Linked DNA regions of Homo sapiens: regions 1 and 2 are each linked to region 3. Evidence: read pairs that join two places in POLR2A ChIA-PET (ENCODE). Cell type or tissue: CD4-positive, alpha-beta T cell. All regions are shown on one strand.

The links. Peaks named below come from ENCODE experiments on the same cell type or tissue, not always from the same donor. Only the 100,000 strongest peaks of a DNase experiment are listed, where the experiment ranks them.
Region 1: POLR2A ChIA-PET joins it to region 3 with 12 read pairs; 5 of 35 experiments call an interaction of 5 or more read pairs at or near these places.
Region 2: POLR2A ChIA-PET joins it to region 3 with 29 read pairs; 10 of 35 experiments call an interaction of 5 or more read pairs at or near these places.

Annotation. Positions count from the first base shown.
Region 1 is chr15:31,388,963-31,396,962 of GRCh38, forward strand. LOC105370939 (a long non-coding RNA gene) reads left to right here and starts at 3,922. Exons shown (of 2, transcript XR_001751466.2): 1 at 3,922-4,729. It also overlaps a transcript of KLF13 not described here. RefSeq lists a silencer at 3,535-3,584. In CD4-positive, alpha-beta T cell, no CTCF peak of the experiment used is centred here; DNase peaks (open chromatin) are centred at 3,409, 4,151 and 4,591; H3K4me3 peaks cover 2,015 bases; H3K27ac peaks cover 642 bases.
Region 2 is chr15:31,358,273-31,366,272 of GRCh38, forward strand. The region is part of intron 1 of KLF13 (KLF transcription factor 13); the gene reads left to right. Among named protein-coding and RNA genes, the nearest start is that of KLF13, 35 kb to the left of the region's middle. In CD4-positive, alpha-beta T cell, a CTCF peak has its summit at 7,742; DNase peaks (open chromatin) are centred at 3,329 and 7,759; H3K4me3 peaks cover 4,430 bases; H3K27ac peaks cover 7,897 bases.
Region 3 is chr15:31,259,737-31,267,736 of GRCh38, forward strand. No RefSeq gene overlaps it. Among named protein-coding and RNA genes, the nearest start is that of LINC03034, 33 kb to the left of the region's middle. In CD4-positive, alpha-beta T cell, no CTCF peak of the experiment used is centred here; DNase peaks (open chromatin) are centred at 3,715, 4,425, 6,395, 6,805 and 1 weaker place; H3K27ac peaks cover 3,239 bases.

The DNA of each region.
Region 1 (8,000 bases), 130 kb after region 3:
TTTATGAGTATTTGACAAAATACACTGGCTTCCTAATATGAAAGATGAATACCGTTGACCATTGAACAACATGGGTTTGAACTGCGTGGGTCCACTTCCATGTAAATTTTCTCTTGCCTCTGCCACCCCTGAGACAGCAAGATCAGCTTCTCCTCTTTCTTCTCCTCCTCAGCCTACTCAACATGAAGACAATGAGAATGAACGAACACCTTTATAATGATCCACTTCTACTTAATGAATACTAAATATATTCTTTCTTATAATTATTTTCTTAATAACATTTTCTTTTCTCTAGCTTACCATATTGTAAGAATGCAGAATATATCTCACATACAAAAGATGTGTTAATTATCTGTTCATGTGATCAGCAAGGCTTCTTCTCGTCAACAGGCTATCAGTAGTTAAATTTTTGAGGAGTCAAAAGTTTTATGTGGATTCTTGACTCAATGGGGGAGGGGATCAACGGTCCCAACCCCTATGTTGTTCAAGCATCAACTGTAATTACCTCCAGTCCCCTCTACCCTCTGCACCTTCTCCCTCCTCCCCCTGTGTTTACATTAGAGGAGTGTTTTAACTCTTCTGCAGATTCTCTCTGAAACTTTACATTAGCTCTTACTCCCCTATATTTACTACCATACCTTTGGTCTGCATCTTGACTCCCCTTCATGGAAGGTGGGAGTAGGATGGCCTCTGCTATCCACTCTCTCTAGGTCCCACAACACCATCCTCCTCAGCCTTTACTTTTGCAGCTTAGTCTATAGTAAAAGTGGAGCCCAGTGGATTCGAACTGCAACAGTGGGAGCCTCTACACCCCTAGGCAGTTGGGCATGTCACTGTTACATGTTACTCACTGCACAGCTAACCGCTGGGCCAGGGGCACATTTCTTTCTCTATGGGCCTAAAGTCATCAACACCACCACCACCGTCTCCAACCACACAAGGAAGATATTCTTAGCATCCAGAGCAAATGGGGCGAACTCATTTTGCCTTCCCTCAGGAACTGAAAATCCTATCCTATGTTAGTTTGCTTTACAGTGGAAGTTGAATTTTGTTATATACATTTTCCCTATAGCTTTTATTTGCCTTGCTTCCTTTTTATTAACAGAATAATATTAATAACAGAATAATAATGTGCCTTTGATGTGGCCTCAGTTTTGCCACCCTTTTATTCTCAAGACCTCCCCTGCCCTCTCCTACCCCATGGATCCGCACCCCCACTCCTTGTCCCTGAGTGGGAGCACAGCCCCGGACTCCCTTTACCACCCTCTGGTGGATCACTCAAGAGTCAATCCCAGGTCTTTCTCTTAGCTTTCTTTCTCACTTTGCTGGAATACATCCTCAAGTAACTATCCAAGAAAGGATGCATGGGACGATGGGTTTCTGCTTTTTTGAGTCCTTGGAGGTCTAACAGTATCTTTTTTCTACCCCATGCTTGATTCATAATTTGGCCTAGTATAGAAAACAAGGTTCAAAATTACTTGCCAATCATCTTCTTACAACCATTGCTACTGATGGGGATCTGATGCACTGCAGTTCTCAGCCTTTGCCGTGAACATTTTATTTTTACCATCTTCGAAATCTGTCAACCAATCTTACTCCCTGTTGCTCTGCACTTTTGTTCAGATATTTTTAGAGGCAGGTCATTTTTTCCTTGATCCTGCATTCCACGGAGCACTCCATCTGCAGACCCATGTCTCCTTAGGTCTGTTCCTTAGGTCTGCAACGCTTTCCTCTAATCTTGTATTGTTAATTGCCCTCCCTCTACATTCTTTTCTTTTGGAATTCCTATTAGTTGAAGGTGGATTTACTGAATCAGGCTTCTGTGTCCCTTATCTCTGTGTTCGGCATTATCCCTGTGTTTATTTTCCTTCTTTTCTTCTGGTCTGCTCCCTGAGCTGAAACAGGCTTCCTTACTCAAATCTCATTCATCCCCTAAGACCCAGACCACAGGTCATGTCTGGTGGGAGCCTTTCTGGCCATCCCTGTCCCCAAACAGTGTTCATGGCACTCTTGGCCATGGCATTTTGTCCTGACCCTTACTAGGCTGTTGAGTCAGGAAAGGATGTACATTCTCAACTGCATGGGGCTTCTCTATGGGGTGGAGGGCTGTGGGGACTATGGCGGGGGTGGATAATGTGGGGGAGTGTGGGGGGGCTGTGTGGGGCTGAGGGGGCTGTGAGGGTCTCTGGGGAACTCTGTAGGGCTGAGGGGGTTGTGTGGGCCTCTGGGGGTGCTCTGTGGTCCTGTGGGGGGGCTGGGTATAGGGCTGAGGAGGCTGTGGGGGTGGGTGCTGGGTGTTGGGCTGTGGGGGGCTGAAGGGGGCTGGGTGTGGAACTGTGTAGGCTGTGTGGGGCTGTGGGTGTCGGGGTTGTGGGGCTGTGCGGGGCTGAGTGCGGGGACCTGGGTGTGGGGTCTGTGGGGGCTGGGTTTGTGGGGCTGTAGGGCTGTGGAGGGGGGATCTCTGTTGGGGGGCTGTGCTCCAAATTTCCAAAACTCCACGTTTTGGAAATTCAGTGGAGTCTGCTCGCCGCATTTTAACAATGGGGGCCCTGCACCGGCCCAAGACAAGGGTCAGCTCGGGGCTGGGCCAGGAGCCCCATCTGGGGCCCCACACCCATTTCTGGGATTGCCCCCCACCCCGCCCCCGCCCCCGCCCCCGACGCTTCCGGGAGGTCTAGGCGGCTGCCGTGGGCCGGTCCGAAACGGCTCTAGGTGCACTGTTGGGGGGCTGTGTGGGGGCTCTGTAGGGGGGCTGTGGGGGGCTGTGTGGGGCTGTGTGGGCTGGGTGTTACTGCGCTCCTCAGGCAGTCAGGAGCCCTCGAGGAGTCCGCGGAGTTGGGTTGGGGGAGGCGGAGCCCGGCGGGAGGCGCTTCCCGGGCTTCCCAGGCTCTAGTAAGTTCCTGGAATTCGTGAACTGCCGGCCCGGGGGAGGATCTGTGAAGGCCCCGGGAAGGCAGAGGATTCCTGCGCGGACTGCCGCGTTCGGAGGGCAGCCGGGACGGCTGGGCCGGAGGCGGGGGAGCCCTCGGCTGGGCGGGCGCCGAGCCCGGCCGGGCCATTCACTGCCTCCGAAGCGAGCGGCCAGACCCGCCAGCTGCCCACTCGCCCCCGACCCCCGGGTCGCGGTCTCCATCCCCCTCGGACCCCGGCCAGCCCCAGGCCCTCGCGGCCGCCGCAGTACGTCGTCTCCACTTCGCAGCGCCCTCTGCCCACTGCGATTCCCCCAGCCCACGGCGAGCTCAGATGACACAAGGATGATGCTGTGGTCCGGGAGAGAACGATAAGGATTGTCACTGTGCTTTGCACTCTGTCATTCTAAGTTTCTTCTCCTCACGTGAGCTCATGTACCGCGGGCAGCGACTATCAGTGAGACTGGGGTAGACGCCACCTCTTTGGCCGCGGGCTGGGGCGCCGAGTCACGGGTCGCGGGGACGGGGCGGCGGTGCTGAGCCTCGAGCCGCCCAGGCCACGCCCCTCCTGATGTGGCCCCGCCCTGCTCTCCCAGCTCTCACCCGCGTCCTTTTCCCCCGGGTCCCCTGCGCTCCTCAGGACCCTGACGGCGCATCCTGGGTCCTCTACGCGCGCGACTGTCCCGCCCCTGAAGGGGCCTGCAGGGTGTCCACGGGACTCGGCTCTTCCTCCCTGACCCCTCAGGCCTGTCCTGGGGGTCCGCCCTAGAAATAGCTCGGAGGAAGGAGCCAGTGACTTGGGTGACGTTTTGGAAATTCAGTAGAGTCTGCTCGCGGTATTTTAACAATGGGGGTCCTGCACCGGCCCAAGACAAGGGTCAGCTCGGGGCTGGGCCAGGAGCCCCATCTGGGGCCCCACACCCATTTCTGTGATTGCCCCCCACCCCGCCCCCGCCCCCGCCCCCGCCCGCGACGCTTCCGGGAGGTCTAGGCGGCTGCCGTGAGCCGGTCCGAAACGGCTCTAGGTGCACTGTCCGGCTCCAGCCAGGTCCGCTACGCCTGGAGAGCATGGAGGCAAGTTCTGCCGGCTCCACCTGCAAAGCAGAGCCCCTTTCCACGACTGTGCAGCACCGCTCGCTCCAGCCCCACCATACCCGCCTGGACGGAGACCGACCGCAGCCTGGGAGAGCCTCCAAGCCTGGAGGCGGGCGCGCGAGCCCTTTCCAAGGAGAACCCACAGCGGCTTCCCCTCTTGCTCCAGGGGCCTCTAGATCCCACCCCACCTGGCACCTGCGTCTCTCCCAGAACTCGGCCTGCCCCTACCTTCCCGCCAGCCCCCACCCTGCTGGGGCTACTGGGACCTCCTAGCGGCATGCAGCGTTCAGTAAGCAGCCGCCGGGCCCGGCCTTCGGCCTTTGCATTTCCCGGTCCAGATATGGAGGTGACGGAGGTGTGCTGCGCACTCCCTGCACGCCTCTCCTCCACTGCTCCCCCATGAGAGGCCTTCCCTAAACCCGGCTAAAGAGTACCTACCCCGTCACCCCCGGCCCGTCCCCCCCCCGTCCCCCTCAGACCTAGGATGCACCCACCCGCCAGGGGGTTTCAGAGCCAGGGCAGGGTGCCGGCCATCCAGCCCCATCCCAGCACCCTTGTCCCTCGGTCCTCCCACTACTCGTCTAGTACTCCCTACACGCCACTCCGCAGGGCTCAACCCCCGCTGTGCTCTGCGGTCGCAGCTGCAGCCGCTTCGGTGCTCCAAGACCAGAGAGGAAGCAAAGACAGAGCTTTCCCAGCCAGGCATCGCTGCTTTGGCCTTGAAGGTGAGGTGGGTGATGATGAGAGTTCCCACTGAGATCATGTTCATTATGGCCCAGGCATCGTTCTGAGTGCTGGACCTGTATCCATCCTCCCGTCTCATTACTACCACAGCCCTGTTCACAGAGCAAACAGAGGCCTCTATGGAGAGTCAAGGACATGCTGCCTGGCTGGAGGGCACCGGGTCGGGCTTCTGTCTGCGAGGGTGGTGGGTGGAGAGGTGGGGGGACAGGCAGCGGCATCTGCCAAGCCTGGACTGCCTTTGCCCTTGCATCTCAGGGGGCTCCCACAGGGATCACCTGGACAGACAGGAAGCAACTTGCAGGCAAGGTTGTTCCTGGGGGCGCGGTCCATGAGGCTAACATCTCCACAGAGAAGCGCTGTGCACTGGCCAAAGAGAGATGCTGACAGCGCTGGGGTGCAATGTTAAGTTAAAGGAAAAAAAAGGAAGGTGCCAAGCAGTACATGGAAGACAATCCTACCTGAGTAAGAATGTAGGGAGTATTTTGGCCGGGCGCGGTGGCTCACGCCTGAAATCCTAACACTTTGGGAGGCTGAGGCAGGCGGATCACGAGGTCAGGAGATCGAGACCATCCTGGCTAACACGGTGAAACCCCGTCTCTACTAAAAAAAAAATACAAAAACAAAAAATTAGCCTGGCGTGGTGGCGGGCACCTGTAGTCCCAGCTACTCGGGAGGCTGAGGCGACAGAATGGCCTGAACCCGGGAGGCGGAGCTTGCAGTGAGCCCAGATTGGGCCACTGCCCTCCAGCCTGGGTGACAGAGCGAGACTCCGTCTCAAGAAAAAAAAAAAAAAGAAAAGAAAGAAAGTAGGGAGTATTTTAAAGAGTGTGGGTGTGTATTTTATATAGATTTTGCTTATTTTTTCAAAAAGAAGTCCTGTGGATATGGGCAGAGAGGATGGAGGTGGAAGTGAGACTTCTCTAGGTGCATTTTTTCTATAACTTTTTTGAGATATAATTCACATATATAATTCACCCATTTACTGTATGTAATCCATTGGCCTTTAGTATATTCACAGACGTGCAACCATTACCACAGTTAATTATAGAATATTGCCTCAAAATAAAACCCTGTACCCTTTAGCTATCACCCCGATATTCCCCCATTTTCCCTGGCCCTAGGAGCCACTCATCTACTTGCCTCTTCTGAATATCTCATATAAATGTAATCAAACAATATGTGGCTTTTTTGTGTCTGTCTCATTTCACTTAGCATAAATTTTTAAGTTTCATCCATGTTGTATCATGTGTTAGTACTCCACTCCCTTTGTTTTGTTTTGTTTTGTTTTAGAGGGAGTCTCCCTCTGTTGCCCAGGCTGGAGTGCAGTGAGGCAATCTCGGCTCACTGCAACCTCCACCTCCTGGATTCAAGCGATTCTCCTGTCTCAGCCTCCTGAGTAGCTGGGATTGCAGATGCCCGCCACCACGCCCGGCTAATTTTTGTATTTTTAGTAGAGATGGCGTTTCACCACGTTGGCCAGTCTGGTCTCGAACTCCTGACCTCAAGTGATTTGCCCACTTCTGCCTCCCAAAGTGCTGAGATTACAGGCGTGAGCCACTGTGCCCGGCCCCTACTCACTATTATGGCTTGATAATACTCTGTCGTATGGATATACTATTTTTTTAAAGTCCATTCATCCACTGATGGATGTTTGGGTTATTTCTACTCCTTAGCTGCTATGAATGCTGCTGCTATGAACATGTGTGTACAAGCTTCTGTGTAGACATAAGTTTTCTTTTTTCCTTATTTATTTATTTATTTATTTTTGGACATAAGTTTTCATTTCTCTCGGGTATACACCTAGGAGTGGGATTACTGGGTCATGTAGCAACATTATGTTTAGTTTTGAGGAACTGCCAGACTGTTTCCATCTGCACTATTTTACATTCCCACTGGCAATCCATGAGAGGTCCAGCTTCTCCACATGCCCCAACACTTGTTACTGTCCTCCTTTTTGTTCATAGCCATCGTCACGGATGTGAAGTGGTACCTTATTGTGGTTTTGATTTGCATTTCCCCGATGGCAACATTTCATCTACAGTTTTGACATTTAATTTCACTTAATAATATCACATCAAAATTAATTTGATAAAATAAAAATGGGGGAGGGAAACCCCCAAAGTATGTGGAATTGAGTTTCCCAAGTCATGCTGCTGCTTGGTGGTGGAGCTGAGATTCCGGCCCAAGAAGTCTGCCTCAGAGTCCCTGATCCTCCATCCTCTGCCTACTGGACATTCACCAGCTTTTCTGGCTGTTGTCCCCTCAGGGCCTGTGATACACGTGCCCTGGGAGGGTTGGTTTTTTTGTTTTTCTTTCTTTCTTTCTTTTTTTTGAGACGGAGTTTCGCTCTTGTTTCCCATGCTGGAGTGCAATGGCGCGATCTTGGCTCAATGCAACCTCCGTCTCCTGGGTTCAAGAGATTCTCCTGCCTCAGCCTCTTGAGTAGCTGGGATTACAGGCATGCGCTACCACGCCCGGCTAATTTTGTATTTTTAGTAGACGGGGTTTCTCTGTGTTGGTCAGGTTGCTCTCAAACTCCCGACTTCAGGTGATCTGCCCACTTCGGCCTCCCAAAGTGCTGGGATTACAGGCATGAGCCACCGTGCCCGGCCTAATTTTTGCATTTTTAGTAGAGACAGGGTTTCACCATGTTGGCCAGGATGGTCTTGATCTCTTGACCTTGTGATCTGCCTGCCTCGGCCTCCCAAAGTGCTGGGATTACAGGCTTGAGCCACCGCGCCCGGCCTAGGGTTTTTAAGGATAATTTGGTGGTTGGGGGGCAGCCAGTGAGTTGGGAGTGCTGATTGGTCAGTGATGAAATCTTAGGGAGTCGAAGCTGTCTTCTTGCATTGAGTCAGTTCCTGGTTTGGGGCCACAAGATCAGATGAGCCAGTTTATTGACCTGGGTGGTGCCAGCTGATCCATGGAGTACAGGGTCTGCAAAATATCTCAAGCACTGATTTTAGGGATCTTAGGCTTTACAATAGTGATGTTATCCCCAGAAGCAACTTGGGAAAGTCAGAATCTTGTAGCCTCCAGCTGCGTGACTCCTAAACCATAATTTCTAATTTTTTGGCTAATTTATTAGTCCTAGCTACAAAGGCAGTCTAGTCCCTAGGCAGGAAGGAGGTCTGCTTTGGGAAAGGGATGTTACAGTCTTTGTTTTAAACTATAAACTATAAACCAAGTTTTCTCCCAAAGTTAGTTCAGCTTACACCTAGGAATGAACAAGGACAGCTTGGAGGTTAGAAG
Region 2 (8,000 bases), 99 kb after region 3:
CAGGTTGACTATAGTACAGTTGCGATTGTCTGCATTCTTACAGTTTCTGTCAAAACATCGTTTTCCCAAGTGGCTGGTCAGCTCCCCTGTGGTTAACATGCTTGCAGCAATGGATGAGAGCTCCAGTTGCTCCACCAGCATTTAGTATTGTCAGTGTTTTGGATTTTAACCATTCTCATAAATATGTATAGTGATATCTCGTTGTAATTTGAATTTTCATAATAACAAATGACACTGAACACCTTTTCACACAGTTGTTTACCATCTCTCTATCTTCTTTGGTAAGAGTGTTCAGATCTTTTGTTCATTTTTTAAATTGGCATTTGCTTATTGTTGAGATTGAGTTCTTTATGTATTTTAGATACAAATTGCCTTTACTTTTGATCAGCCTCAAATGAAGAGCATTTTTATCAGCTAAATAAACCTGGCTCTGTAATTGTGGATTCCAACCTCATATTCCTGTCTTGCCTTGTGTTTCAGAAAATATCTGAAGAGGTGCATAGGAATGTCACCCCTGGGCTATCACCAGCCATCAGGGCTGTGTTGGTACGCAAGCAGTCACATTGCCTCCCGATGCCCAGAACAAGGATGTTAACCGCACACTGGCTCCTGAAGCCAGGGAACATTCCCTTCAAGATGGCAGAGGAAAGGCGGGGGCAGTGGGGTCAGCTGGACATGCGTCACCCTACCGTGCTCAGGGAAGATGCTTCTGGCTTCCCCTGGGAGGCAGCTAGTGATGAGGGTCTCACAATGGAAAGGAAATGGAAATGTCTGTTCTTTGGGTTCAGCTCTCATGAGTCCACAGGTAGCACCGTTCATCTGGAGAAGGCCTTCACTTGCACAATCCATGATCTGGAAGCTTCTGTGGCAAGGGGCCGATATACGTCTCCCTACTTATCCATTGAGGAGCAATAAGGGTTGTGACTCGGGTGTGCGTGAAGGAGAGAAGCTCCAGAGCCCTTGTCTCAGGTGGCTTCTGGCCTTCTGTTGGCAGAAACCATTGGTATTCTATTATTTCTGTTTTTAAAAGGGACCTTGAGAACGGAAATTTTCAAGTGTGTTTTGTAACCCTTAGCAAAAGGAGAGCAAACACCTTTATGAAATTCTGGCATGTGGTCCTTTTAACCTTTCCAGGCAGTGTACTGGTTCATGCAAACTAGTGCTATTCCCTTCTTAGGGATTGGGGTGCTGGGTTCTGTGGAAGCAGTCCCAGTGGTGAGCTGGAGCTTGGGTGAAAGGTACGTGTGTGTACATACACCACTTTGTTACATAGTGTTATTGCATTAATTCTGACTGTCCAAAGTGATTCATTTGATGAAGGCAGAAATGCAGAAAGGACAGTCACACACAAATCCCATCTTCCTGAGGTAACCTCTGTTTCCTTCCTGCAATTAGAGCTCTGGCATATGCATTTCATGTGTGCATTTGAGGGTGGGGCTCAGCCACTTGGTAGTCTGTTTTCTTCCCTGTCCACGTTCCCAGGGGCTGTTTATCAGCAGCTCACATTGGTGGTTCAGAAGAACATTCGAGAGAGACAGCTGGGCTGGCTCCGTGTGCTTACTCTCCCTCGTCTACCCCATCCAACAGATTGTGAAGCCTGGTTCCAGTAACCTTGGGGATGACACCAAGGAGCGCTGAGCCCTCCACCCCGCATGTTGTGGTCTTGGGGGAGGGAGGCAGGTAGGACACAGAACAGGGTTCCTGCCCCAGTGGCTCCTCCCAGCTCTTGCTAGCCCTCCCTTGGCATCAGGCAGACCTAGGTAGCCTCAGGTCTTGGAGTCCCGTACAGAGCTGTTGCAGAGGGGGTCACTCCAACCTTGAAGCTTCTGGGGGCCTGGCCGTGGGATAGTGCAGAGTGTGGCACTGCTTTTCTTCCCGGCTGGTGTCCCTGGGGTCAGCTGCCTTAAGGTTAGGGCCCTGTTCTAGGTTAGGACAGGGAAGGGCTTAGGAAACAGGGCCAGCAGGATACAGGGAGGAAGGTGTGGGCACGGACATGCAGCGGGCAGGCCTGTGCCGGGAAGAGGGTGGGCTTTGTCTCCTGAGAAGAGGTGGCCCCCCAGAGCACTGGTCTCCCCACATGGCAGGCAGTGGGGCTCTGTTTCAGGCCCTCTCCAACGCACTTAGGCTGCGACAAGCCTGAGCAGGATGTAGGGGGCTACTAGACCTGCGGGCAGGGCTGAGGGACAGGGCCCGGGGCTGCCAGGTCACCTGTTCTCTGCAAGAGGGTTTTTGAACACAAGGGCTTTCCCAAAGGGTAGGGGTAACTTGCTCCTAGTGGGCAAGACCGAGAGCCCCTGGTGGCTCCATGGGCCTGGGCTGCTGCAGGAGAGGTCTGGGGGCTTTCTAGCTCCTCCCTGGGGGTCTGGAGGTTCCTAGCAGAAGCCCCGGCACTGTTCACCTGTTTCAGAAAAAACAGACCGTTGTCTAATTTGTTGTTGTTGTTGTTTTGTCTCGGCTCCCTCAAAAACCAAAGGCGTTTTTTAGGCCCGTCGTCCAAATTACAAGCTCATTTTAATTCGGATGTATTTACTTTGTGAAACCAACCCTGAAGAATACATTGTTTCGTTATATTCTGCTGGAAACCTTGCCACATTTTTCCTGAGAAAACTGAGCCTGCTGTGCACCTGGAGCCGGCCAGGTGGCAGGTGCTGGGCCTGGAAGAGGAGCCTGCCGAGGCTCCTCCAGGGCTTCTGAGTGCCATTGTTTTGAGTGCGCTGCCTGGTAGCGCTGGGCCCTTCCAGGGAACTGCCTGGCTCCTTCCTCAGCTGCAGCCTCCTGCTGCAGGGGAGCTGGGGACCGTGGAGGTCCCCCACAGGTCCTCAGGCCCACATGCCCCCAGCCTGGGCAAGCCTGCCGTGAAATAGGCCTCGTAGAGCCTGGCTGTGGGGGCAGCAGGGGCCCCTGGGTGCAGAGGGTAGCCTCGCCGCACTGTGGGTGGGTGCCCCTGCTTGCTCCTCCTGGAACGTGAACGTGGGCAGCAGTGTTCCTGTTCCATGCTGGGGAGGGGCTGTGAGAATGTCTTTCTTCCCGGTGTAGCCTAGCCTCAGGCCCACCCTTCTGGGTGTGTTACCTTGGTGAGGTCACTTGGTTTCTCACCTCTGACAAGGGTTTCACATCAACACTTTCCTGTCTTCCGGGTTGGTAGAGTCAGATGAGCCCAGTGCAGGCCAAAAGTAAAAGCTGCACCCCTGTAAAGAGTGTACATGCAGCTGTTTGTGCCATTGAGTGTCTGTAGCAGAGCTTAGCAGGGTGGGGTCCCTGCAGGCAAGGTCCCCCCCAGGAGACACAGAAGGAGAGGGCAGGGGGAGGAAATGAAGGCTGGGGGAGGGGAGACACAGGAAGAGGAAGTGGGCCACGATGGTTGCCAAAGGCTCTGCAGACAGGGGCCCCTCCCTCAGTTGCCTAGAGAGCCGGCTGGGAGCACGGGCACCTGGGGTGCAGAGCTGGGGCTGGCTGTGCAGGTGCTTGTTCGTGTCAAGAAGCAGTTGGACTTCTCTGTGAGATTCTGCAGATCTCCCCTGTGACTGTCAAGGCTGGTGCCCCCCACCCCCCACCCCAGACGTCACAGCCAGAGGCAGGCCCAAGAGGCCTTTCCATACTGTGTCCCTTTCCCTACCCACCACGTGCTCTGCCCTCTTTCTTCCCTCCCTCCCTCCTTCCTTTTCTCTTGGTGCAAGAGAAAACCCTTTCCCAGTAGTCCACAGATTCCCTGGTTCCTACTCCTCATGAGCCCCTACAGTGGCACTTGGGATCTGCATCCTAGTGGCTGGATGGACTTGGCTCTCCTAGCTGCCATCCACCTGGGCTAATTTTCAGCCCACAGTGGTGTCACAAAGTGGTCTTATGGCAGGAGTGTGGTATTCAGGAGCCTGAAGGGGGCTTCTGACGTGGAATTACAACTCTGGAACTGCTTCTGTTTAAATCCTTTGCTGAATATTTGTCACCCATAGCCTTTTAGGTCTGACCCGTTCTAAACTGCTGGGCCTATCAAACAATTTATCAGGGAGGGCCCTTCTCCAATAGGACAGTTTGCAGCGTGACCCAGGGGCTCTAAAGCCCTGGAGCCCTGCCCTGGGAACATCTCCTACAAAGCTAGATTGGACTTTATTGCTATTTTTGAGTTTCTCATCCTGGAAGCCACTGCCCAGCACATTCTGAGGAGAATCTGCCTGGGCGACCATTGTTATTTTAAGAGAGCTCTTGGGGTAATATGAGGAACTGTGCTTTGAAATAGGGAATACAGAATGGGGCCAGTAATGTGCCCAGAGTGTTGAATGTCTGATTTTTAAATTGGCATTATTGATGGCTAGCATTTTCTAGTTTGCTATGGATTTTTTGTTTTGAATTTAACTTTTTGAATAGGAAATGCATTTGTGTGTTTTAGAATCTAAAAGATTTAAGTAGTTTCCCCAGGGAAAATTCTGTCAACCTTCCCTGTTCTCCATCTGCTCAGTGTTCCCCTGGGTGATCTCTGTTCCTACTTTCCTAGGGACCCTCTCTCTGCACATACAGGCCAAGGCGCACGTAGATCCTTGCTGGTCATCTCTCCTCAACCTTGTTTTCCTCACTCAGCTTGGAGATCTTTCCATATCAGTTTGTAAAGAACTCATTCTACTTCTTTGCGATAGTGTTCTGTTATATGTGCGTTCCATAATTTATTTGACAGGCCCCAGTGGAAGGACATGAGTTGTTTTCAGGTTCCTGCTGCATTGACTAATCAGGAGCATATCCCGTTTTGTAGGTGTGCAAATGCGTTTGTAGGCTAGGATGTCAAAAGTTCAGATGTGGGTAAAAGGGTGTGCACATTTCTAATTTTAATAGGTATTGCCAAATCGCCCTCCATGGAGGTTGTAGCAGTTTGTACTCCCATCAGCAAAGAATGCCTGCTTACCTGCAGCCTCACCAAGGTGATAAGCTACCAAGCTGCATTTCAGTGTGTCTCATCTGCCATTAGCTCCTGATGGATGAGGTGGAGCATCTTTTCATGCATTTGAGAGCCATTTGTAGTTCCTTTTTTATGAATGGGCTTTGCCCATTTTTCTGTTGGATATTTTTCTTTTTAAAATTCCTGTGAGCTCTTTCTGTATTGGAGATTAGCCGTTTGTGATAGGAGCTGCAAATATTTTTTCTCTCAGTTTTGTCAGTTATCTCTTGCCTTTGTTTATGGTGACTTTGTTCATGGAGAAGTATAGTATACTGTTTTGTGCAGTCAAATAGATTGATTGATTGATTGAGACTGAGTCTCACTCTGTCACCCAGGCTGGAGTTCAGTGGTGTGATCTCAGCTCACTGCAACCTCTGCCTCCCACGCTCAAGTGATTCTCCTGTCTCAGCCTCCTGAGTAGCTGGGATTACAGGCGCTCGCCACCACGCCCGGCTGATTTTGTATTTTTAGTAGAGACGGGGTTTCACCATGTTGGCCAGGTTGGTCTTGAACTCCTGACCTCAGGTGATCCTCCTGCCTCAGCCTCCCAAAGTGCTGGGATTACAGGCATGAGCCACCATGCCCAGCCTTTAGTCTTTTCTTTTATGGTTTGTGGACTTTGATTCATAGAAGGAACTTCTGTCTTACAGTTTTCTCCTAGAATGTTTGTGGTTTTATTTTTCACATTAGAATCTTTGACCCATTTAGAATTTATCCTGGTGTAGGGTGGGAAGTATGAACCCAGCCTTTCCAGATGCTACCGAAGTGTCCTCATAACATGTATTGACTGCTCCCTGCCCTAGGGGTTCGAGATGTCACTCTGTCCTTTGCACAGTTACCACTACCTTTCGTTCTAATTCTGCCATTTCTGCTGGGCTTCACTGGCCAGTGATCAGCTTACGAAACTGTGTTGAATCCTGGTGGTCTCGTTTCCCCCACGTCATTGTTTTGCAGGATTTTTTTCTGGCTATTACTGTGTGTTTTTCTGTATGAATTTTTAGGATCAAGTTATCCTATTCGAAAACAAAGCAAAGCAACAAGAAAAATGCCTACTTTAAAAAATATCTTCGCAAGCATTGTAGAAATGTGGAGCCACACATTTGCCCAAGGAGGATTCTCTCACTGAAGCAGTGTTGCCTCCGACACTGTGGCAGTCTCCAGCCAGGCTTCAGCACCCTGCCAGCTCTTGCATGTGAAGAGTGGATAGTAGTGTGTGATCAGCGGCACTAGACCAGAGCGCCTGGGACAGGGCACACCTGCCCCCCATGTCTCTTTCACTACTGGGCGGCTCACAAACATGCTTCCCGGGGCCCCTTGGCCCATAGGTGATAACATTGTTATCTCCTCCAAGCACCACTGTGCAGCAGGCATGTGCCCCACGTATTCTCCCACTTAACCCTCACAGTGACTGAGAAACAGGCTGGATGACAATCCCTGAGGCATCAACAAAGGAGTGGAGGTAGAGCAGGCTGCTTCCTTGCCCCAGGCAGGTTCCAGCTGCGGCTCTAGCTCTGGCGCCAGCCAGCTGAATGACAGCTCACTCTCTCCTCCTGGGCCTCACTTCCCTTACCTGCTCAGTGGGTGGGTAAGAGCTTCCAACCTGGACTTCCTGCGAAGCCATGTGCATGTCAGCTCCATGTGGCTTAATAAACCACTAACATTTCTAGAGACGAGCAGGACAGTCAAATGGCCTCCTAAGGAGTTAGGAAGTCCACCCCCCACCACAGAGGCCAGGCCTTTCTGCTACCCCTGAGGCTGTATGCCTGAGTTTCATTGGAGGCCAGCAGTTGATCAGCCCCTGTGTTTGGCCATGCTGACCTGCTCCAGAACAGGAGGGTGAACAGTCTTCCTGGAGTGAAAAACATTGCAGTCTTGAGGTTGGGAGCTAGAAGTGGCCCCAAACCAGTGCCCACAGGGCAGAGCTGTCCATCAGTGAATGACAGCCCACTCACTGGTGGGGAATACCTGGAGACTGGGGACAGTGGCCTGGGAGCCTGAGGGCAAGCAATTTCTCTTTGGAAGCCTCTCCCTGTGCCTCCCTTTGAGTCTGACCAGCGCTGCCCCTGCCATTGCCTCCAGATACACACCCACATGGACCCTTGCGCTCCAGAGGTCTGTTGTATCCAAGACATCCCTGTGAGGGTGATGGCTCATTTGCCTTTCCAGGACCTCCCGGTAGGAGTTGCATTTCTTCCCTTCTCCCTTCCATGAAGGGGAGCTCAGCGAGGCTTCCTAGAGAAGACCCAGCAGGAGGCCGGCAGAAGAGGCCCTTGCGGCAGACGCTGCTCTGGCCCCAGCTTGGTACCGGGCATTGGAAACATTGCAAAAATGACCACTCAACAGGCTTCCCACAGGAGGTTCGCAGACAGAAAGATCTGCAGTGTGGTTTATACAGGTGCAGCTGGAGCCGGGTGGGGTGGGGGGGCCCACTCACCTGTGGGGGGTTGGGGGGGAGTTTGGCTAAGGCTGGATTGCAGGAGATAACTTGGAGCGTGCCCTTTGCGCAGGAGGGCAGAGCAGAGTGGAGTCCATGCCACAGCCCGAGTCTGAGCTCAGGCTTTGAGCTGGAGCACGCACACTCCTGAGCTGGCTGCATTTGCATGTGGCTGCTGTGGGGGAGAGGGGAGGGCCTGGGACTTGGGTGTTGAGGCGGATTGGGGGCTCAGCTGAAGGAGAGAGAGCCCCTGCGCCCCCCTTCCGGCTGGCTCTCTGAGAGAACACGTTGTCCCCGCCTGGGCCTGCGGCTTGGGCAAGAGCAGCATGTGGGACGCTGTGTTCCTGATAAGATGAGGCAATTGCTCTCACTCGGGGCGCTGCTCCGCTCGCGGCCTCGCTGTGGCGCCAGGGAACATTTATGTAACGCGCAGCCCTGAGCAGCTGCCCCGCCCAACCATACTCCAATCCCCACCCACCCCACTCTCCCCGCAACTGCATGCGGTCCCCTACCCTGCATCACCCGGCCATGCAGCCTGGTACCCGAAGAGTCCCCCCTCTGCTTGGCACCTGTAGGACCCCCAAACCCCAGCATGGCTTAGCCCCTCTCCCAGCTCCCCACAGTTCCCCCAACCCTCCTACA
Region 3 (8,000 bases):
AAAGAAGAAAATAAAGAAGAAAAGAAAGAAAAAGAAAGGATGGAAGAAATAATGAAAAGAAAGAAAAAGAGAAAGGAAAGAAAGAGGAAAAGAGAAGAAAGGAAAGAAAAAAGAAGAAAGAAGGGAGGGAGGGAAAGAAGGAGGAGGGGAGGGATAGAGAGAGAGAGAAAGAGAGGAAAGAAAGAGAAAGAAAGAAAGAGGAAGAGAAGACAGAAGAGAAAAGAGAGGGGAGGGGAGGGGAGGGAAGGGAGAAAATGCAATGCCACCACCTACCCACTAGAAAGGCTAAAATGTAAAAGACTGAATCCCAAACATAGTTGAGGATGGAGAGAAACCAGACTGCAGTGGGGAGAGTGGCTTGGCGTTATCACTTTGGAAGACAGGTGCATGACCAAAGCTGAACATGTGCTTGCCTATGACCCAGCAATTCCACCCCTAGGAATATAACCAACAGAAATACATATGTGTGTGTGTGTGTGTGTGTGTGTGTGTGTGTTCACCAAAAGATAGGTCCTAAGAATGATCAAAGCAGGCCGGGCATAGTGGCTCATGGCTGTAATCCCAGCACTTTGGGAGGCCGAGGTGGGTGGATCATGAGGTCAGGAGTTCGAGACCAGCCTGGCCAATACGGTGAAACCCCGTCTCTACTAAAAAAAAATACAAAAATCAGCTGGGCTAGTGGCGCGTACCTGCAGTTCCAGCTACTCAGGAGGCTGAGGCAGGAGAATCACTTGAACCTGGGAGGCAGAGGTTGTGATAAGCGAGATTGCGATGAGCCGAGATTGCGCCACTGCACTCTAGCCTGGGTGACAGAGTGAGACTCTGTCTCAAAAAAAAAGAAGAAAAAAAAAAGATGAAAGCAGCACTTTGTAGTAGACAAACACTGAAAACTACCCAAATATTCATCAACAGTAGAATAGACAAATAATTGCTTTTATCCTCGTACATGAAATCTTCATAACTACGAGTATCAACCATGCACAATCACACAGAACCACAGAGATGACTCTTAGACACAGAGAGTTGAGAGAAAGAAGCCAGGCCCTAAAGTACAGACAATATGCGTCCATTCGTACAAAGTTCAAATAGGCAGAACTGCCACCTGGGGTTAGGGTCAGGGTGATGGTCACTCTAGGGGGTGGAGGGTAGGCCTTGGAGGGGCCCAGAGGGAGCTCTAGGGTGCTGGCCATGTGCTTTTGGCCTGGATGCTGTTACACAGATGTGTGCTTTATGTCGGGTTGTACACTTACAATTTGTGTACTTTTTCTTTTTTTTAGGCAGAGTCCCACTCTGTTGCCCAGGTTGGAGTGCAGTGGCACCTGCATCGGTTCACTGTGGGCTCCGCCTCCCGGCCTCAAGCGATTCTCATGCCTCAGCCTCCTGAGTCGGTGGGATTACAGGCATGCACCACCATGCCTGGCTAATTTTTTTGTATTTTTAGTAGACGGAGTCTTACTAGATTGTCCAGGCTGGTCTTGAACTGCTGGCCTCAAGGGATCTTCCCAGCTCAGCCTCCCAAAGCACTGGAATTATAGGTATAAGCCATGAAGCCCAGCCCCTATAAGTAGTCCTGAGGCCTGTTGGCATCTACAACTTTGTGTGCTCTCCAGCCAATGCAGCTCTCCTTCGCCTTCTGCCTGCAGCTCAGCTAGTCGGGGCTCTTTACATGATGGGATCATTGAGGCTTTATTTGTGCCTTTGGTTGTTGCTGCACTTCCTCACTGACCTTTATGACCGGACAGCAGGTACTTGTAGGAACCCCAGAGACTCCCCCTGGCTTCTGGACCTTCCTTCTGCCTTGGTGTATAGCAGCACCCAGCTTCCCCTTGGTAATCAGGGTGGACCACCCCGGATGAGAGGGCACTCAAGGCAGCAGGAACAGCACGTTTCAGGGTATGGAGCAGTAAAAGGCATGCACCTTTGGGGTAAGTCAGTGGAGCTGAAAGATGGAGCTTTGCAAGCAGCAGCGCCTGTGGCTGGCAGGGATCCAACCTCCCAGCTGTTGTTTGATGGGCACTGGGTCCCTTTCAGGATTCTAAGTCAGGAGGGACAAGGTGAGAACTCACCATGTTTTGTCAAAGATGCATGGATGGGAGATGGGGCCTGGGATCCGTGTCCTCCGCTTGCCACTGGCAATCCATGCTCCTTTGTTGCAGAGTGAGGGCTTTGAAATCTCAGAGATCTGGTCTAAACTCCTGCTCGGCCACACCAGTTGTGTGAGCTTGAGGACATGAGTGAGCTCAGACTCCAGATTATTCAGGTGTAAAGACAAAGGTGATTGTGGGGATTAATAAGGTAATGTAAGTGACATATGGCAGAGTAGACACGGTTTGCCTTGGCTTCCTTTGGCTTATCTGGAAGTTATTTCCTCTGTAAAATGAGGTAGGCACATCGATGCTCTACGGGGTGCAAGAGGACTTAGGTGGGTCAGTCCAGTGGGGAATCATGGGCTGGCTGTGGTCTGAGGGGCAGCCCACAGGAGTCCAGGCAGAGGAGGGTCTGGAGGTGGGAGCTGCAGGAGCCCTGAGTCAGCACCACGGGGCATCTTCACCAGCTCATCCCCAGCCTCTCCATGTATGGCCCAAAGCTGGCATTTCTGATTTCCAGACTCTGCCTCCTGGCACCCACGGTCTTTGTGGATCCCAGAGAGGCTCACCCTGGGACTCAGAAGAGGTGTGCTGTGGAGAGGAAGGAGGCCGAGGCAGCCTGGGGGAGGAGGAAAAACCCAGCATTGGGGGTGTGAAGACCCGTTTAGCTTTCAAACTGGTTCCAAAGATTTGTTCAGGAATTACTCCAGGGGAGGAGTCACCCCTGTCTTTGGGGATGTCTCTGGCGTGTTAAGAGTTTCAGGTAGGATTTTGCTTGGGGAAAAAAGTTCTTCAATATACACACACACACAGACACACACACACACACACATACACACACGCAAAAACAACCAGGGGCAAGTTAATATCTAAGCTCTCTTTCTAGTGCACATAACAGTGACCTATCACCAGTTCCTCCTGGATCCTGGGTAATCCTTTATGGACAGGGACCTTATTTTACATTGTACCCTCAGGGTACAGCCTGGTGTGGCAGGCAAGCCCTTGATGACTGTTTACTGTCCAAGCTGAACACCTGAAGGGGTCACACTACAGGCCAGGCTTGTAGACATCCGACAAAAATCAAGAAGCCTATCTGGCCCTAAATCTGTTGCTGTTCATCCATGTCACACATATCACATGCAAACAAGGCTGCATTGAGATTCTGGAAGGCAAACACACGGCCATATGCCATCTTCTCTGGGCATAGTAAATCAGGTTCTGGGGTGCATGTATATGAGCCCCACACCTTCAGCGCCTCTCAGCACTTTCCTGGGGTCTGATCTTTCTGATCCGGATGAGGTGACTTTGCCCCAGCTACGCTGGATTAGCGCAGGGATGTGCACTTGACCAACCAAAGCCCCCTCCTCAGGAGTGCAGAACTGGCCCCAGGAGATCCTAGCTCACTTTACCGAGACATAAACTTGGGGGGATTTGGGACAGTCATTTCCCATGGCAGGGTCTGGGAGCACAGGGCATCTGTCTGCAGAGGAAGGAGCTCCAAGCCAACGCAGAGAGAGTTTGAGGTGATTCTGCTGCACCCTCCCCAGGGCTCTCTGGAGCTCCAGCGTGGCTTCCTTGTCTCAAGTTCCTCTTTCAGTGTAAAGTCAGCTAGAATTGGTGACTTGCAAAAGACCTGAATCATGCACTGACCTTTTGGCAGGCCCTCTCTTGCTCTAGAGAATCTGGCCTAAGCATGCAGACTCTGGAAATTTATCCCACAGCACGTGCATAGTTTTCGATGCGTCATTTACCCAATGAGGCTGAACCTGGAATTGGACTTCTACCTGCCCGTCCTTTCCAGGTTTTAACTATGTCCTAGCTCTCTTGACTTGAGCTGGGAAATTCCCTATGCCACTTAGACTCTGCAGCTCAGCTCAAAGGCCCTGATGTGATGCCCCCCTGAAAGCCAGGGCAATCCCACCTCTGCAATGCTGCCGCCGCCACCCTGCCATCTTCCCGAACCTCTGCTCTCAGCTTGTCTCTCCCCAGCCTGGGTCCTGAAAAGGTTCCACTGAGCACAGTGCCTGCTCCCAGCCATCTGTCTTGCCCTCAGCTGTGTGCCAGCCACATGCTAGCCAGGCCCGGCCTGTCCTGCTCTCGCCCTGTTCCCTCCCTGGCTGATTCGAACCCCACACTCCCCTCCCCACCCAGCCAACATCTGGGGACTGCTTCTTCGGGGACCAGCCCCACTGTGTCTTGTCTGATCTCCACGTGTTTCTGCAGTGGCCCTTTCCTGGGTGACCCGTCTGCTCAGAGCAGAAACTGAGATGGGCAGGCCTGCGCCACCTTCCCCTTGGCGCCTTTCCAGTGCTGAGTGTTCTGCCTGGCACAAAGCCAGGGTTCCGCAAACGCTGGTTGAACCGAAACCCACTGTGGTTGCCGGTTCCTGAGCTGGTCTTTCTTCTCGTTCCCATGCCCAGCTCCCAGCCACGAACTGTGGGCTGATCCTGTGGCCGGCTCCCTGTCCTGTGGCCCAGAGAGTGTCTTCGGCTGGGGATCCTGCTGTCGGGGCCCTGCTGTGCCTGCTGCCAGGGCCTCACCAGCCTGCTCTGAGCAGCTGGGCCACACTGAGCACCTGCCCTGCCCTGCTTGGCAGTCAGGAAGGACTTCCTGTTTCTGCTTCTGAAATGGACTGCCAGCTCCAGGGGGCGGCAGGGGACCGGCCCCAACACCCCTGCCATCCGAGTGGCACCTAGGCTGCCCGGCAGCCCTCCCTCACCCCTTCTTGTGTCTCCTGCTATGGGTGGGCTTCAGGAAACGTGCACTTAGCAGGCTGAGGCCTAAACTCAGCTATGGGCTTAGGATCCAGAGGAGGAGCCCTGGAGAGCAGCACGCAGAACCTTTTGGCTTTGAGAAGGAGGGGGATGAGGGGCAGGGGGCAGGGGCGACTGTGAGGTCCTGGGCTTGGGGACCCTAGGGAAGGAGTGGAGCAGCTTTAGGGACCCCATACAAAGGTCCCCAGGCCTCACATGAACCGTACCTCCCCAGCACCTCCCATGATCCCCATCTCCCCACCCTGGACTAAGCACTGGGAGGGGGCTGCCGGGAGGAAAGGCCCCACTGTGGGAGATAGGGGAGTAGGGAGTATCAAAGGGGCACAGAGAGAAGGCATTTCAGGAAGCACCTTCACCAGGACTGGCCACAAATAATCCCCAGGCAGAGTCCATTCCAGTGGTTCTCACCTGCAGACCTGTCCCTGCCTCCTGCCTTTCCCTGTGCATGCTCTGAGCCAGAAAGGACAACTAAGAGACGGTGACAGAGGGGCTTCAGGACGCCGCCTCTGTGGGGAGCTGGTGGGCTGTGGCATCCCTTAGGGGGTAACCCCACTGCCCAGACTGCTGGGCTCCAGGGAGTGGAGGGGGCAGAGGGCACCCGCCCCCACCTCTGCACTCGGTGGTCCTAGGGCCCCCGGTCTGCAGGGTCCATTGGGGCAGCAGCTAGAAAAATGTCTGGCTACAAGGGACAGGGGCCCACCCCAGAGGCTTAGGGCAGCAGCTCGTTTTCTGCCACAGAGAGAGGTCTGGGGCAGGCAGCTGTGCACGTTCAGCTCTGCTATTCGAGGGCCTTCCGGGGGGCCTCCCTCCTGGTGTGGTGCTCTAGACACTGGGCCGCCAGCAAGGGGTGAGGAAGGCAAAGGCCTTGCCTGCTGCGGCATTGCTGATATCAGGGAAGCAATAGATTTTCCCAGCCGACCTTGTTTAGGGTCTCAGGCCACCCAAGCTGTGAGCTAGGCTAGGAGAGTGAACGGGGCTGTCGAAATGGACTTTGACCGCAGCCGCCGAACAGCACTCAGGAGTGGGCGGGATATTAGGATATTGGAGGGTTCTCCACAGTGAGAGCTCTTGTGGCTGCCACCAAACAGGGCAGGGTCTGGTGGGGGGGCAGGAGGATCAGGGACCTGGAGTCTGGCATGGGGTGGCCTGTCTAGGCAGAAGCTCTGGGGAGTCCCTGGGAAGGCCCCAAGCCCCAGGGTCAGGAGTCTCTTTTTAGGCTGAGGGGGCATCGACACCCGGGTGCAGGAGTCTGCATGGGTTGGCCGAGCACACAGGTGTGAAGGCAGCCCTTTGATGTGCCTTGATGGTGCAAGGAGAGAGCCGGGTGGTCTTGCAGTCACCAGGCTGGGGCTCCAGCCCCACGTTACAGCCTTGCTGTTGCCCTCTAGTGACCCCTTGCATCTTGGAAGTGAGGCGACATGTGGTAAACACCTGGCACCTGCAGGGACTCCCTGGGTAGCCCTCAGAGGAGGCCACGGGGTCAGCTGGGGACGCAGAGGGTGAGACAGAAGAGAAACTGGGATGGGGCTGACTTCCAGGAAGCCGGGACATCATGGGGCCCCAGCTTAGTCTGGCCCAGCTGTCAGAGGGGCTGCTGGTTCAGAGCCTGGGGCCTTCTTAGTTGAGATGCCAGTGCCGGGCGACTGGTGATAAACGTGGCCCCTATCCCAGAGCAGTGCACACCGCCTTAGGCATTGGCTATATCCTAATCTCACTAGAACACCCCTCGGCCAGCGTCCCCCTCCACCCAGCACCTCTGGGGAACACTGGGGCTTCCTAATGAGTTAATCTGCTGGGAAGGAGTCCAGAGGCAGGCACAGCGCAGAACCCCCCCCCCGCCCCGCCCCAGCCCCCTCCACTGATGACACTGTTGACACCGCGGAGAGAGGCCTGCTCAGTGGGTCGTTGTGCTGAGAAACGAAACATTGCCTAACCCCAGGGAGAAACCACAAAAAGACAAAAACACGCAATGTCGCTGCAGCTGGGCCTGAGGGCTCAACCCAGATCCTGCTGTCTGCAAGGCGGGTGCAGCTGTTGTGTGGTTTGTGTTAAAGGCAAGAAAAAGAAGGGTGGGATCATGTTCAAATCCCCAAAAGATACCCCTCTGCCAGAGGACGAGTGGCGTTTGTTTAGGGACAGTGGGGCCTCGTTTCTTTGTCATTGAGTGGGTTAGTTCCACTCTCTGAGCAGCCCTGACTGAGTCTCACACCTGCGCTGGGGTCCCCACTTGTTCAGAGCTGGGGCTGGAGAAGCAGCGAGTCCCTGTCCGGGACCTTGCATGCTCCCTCACGCCCTGCCCCCTCCCCCTCCAGTCGTGGGACACTGCTATATTGCCGAAGGGATCTCAGGGTACACTGGGACCTGCTCCGAGCAGCTCCCTCAGGCGTCAGAGCAGAACTGGGCAGTGAGGTGAATACAGTGATGTGCCAAGGCAGATGGCAGGGCAGAGGCCGCTGCAAAGGTGGCTCCAGAAATCAGGAGGGCTGAAAAGGAGCTGCTCTCAGCCCGAAGAGGTGCATGTCACGAGTTTGCAGCTCAGGCTGGAGTCCACCATTCTTTATCCTTTATGCACAGGTCCCCCAAGGGCGTCTAGGGCCGGGGCTACTGACCGGAAGCCCTGCTCTGACTCCCCACCTTCCAGAAGGTGCTCTGATCAGGCCTGCCCGCTCCCACCCGCAGCCCAGTCTCAGATCTGCCAGTTCTCCTCAGAAGGCAAAGTTCTGGGGACTTGGGGCCACTCATGGGTTGGAGACTGAGTTGGGGGCTAGAGGCATGCTTAGGGCCCAGCCTCCATGGCAGGGCCAGGAAGTGAACCCCAGCCATCAGTGGGGCAGGAGCCAGGTGCCTCCCAGCAAAGCCCCAGCCCCAAGGGCTCCTCCTGTCCGCTGCTGCCCTCTCAGGGGCTGCCAGACCAGCTGCCCCACTCCCATGCTGCCGCCTGCCTGAACATCTCTTTTCTAGGCCCCGCCCAAACCCTGAGTCTTGGAGCCCACCTGCCATGCAGAAGCTGCACTGCAAACACAAATACACACACACACAAATACACACATGCACAAATACACAAATACACATGCACGAATACACACGCACATACAAATACACACACACGCACAAATACACACATGCGCACACGCACACA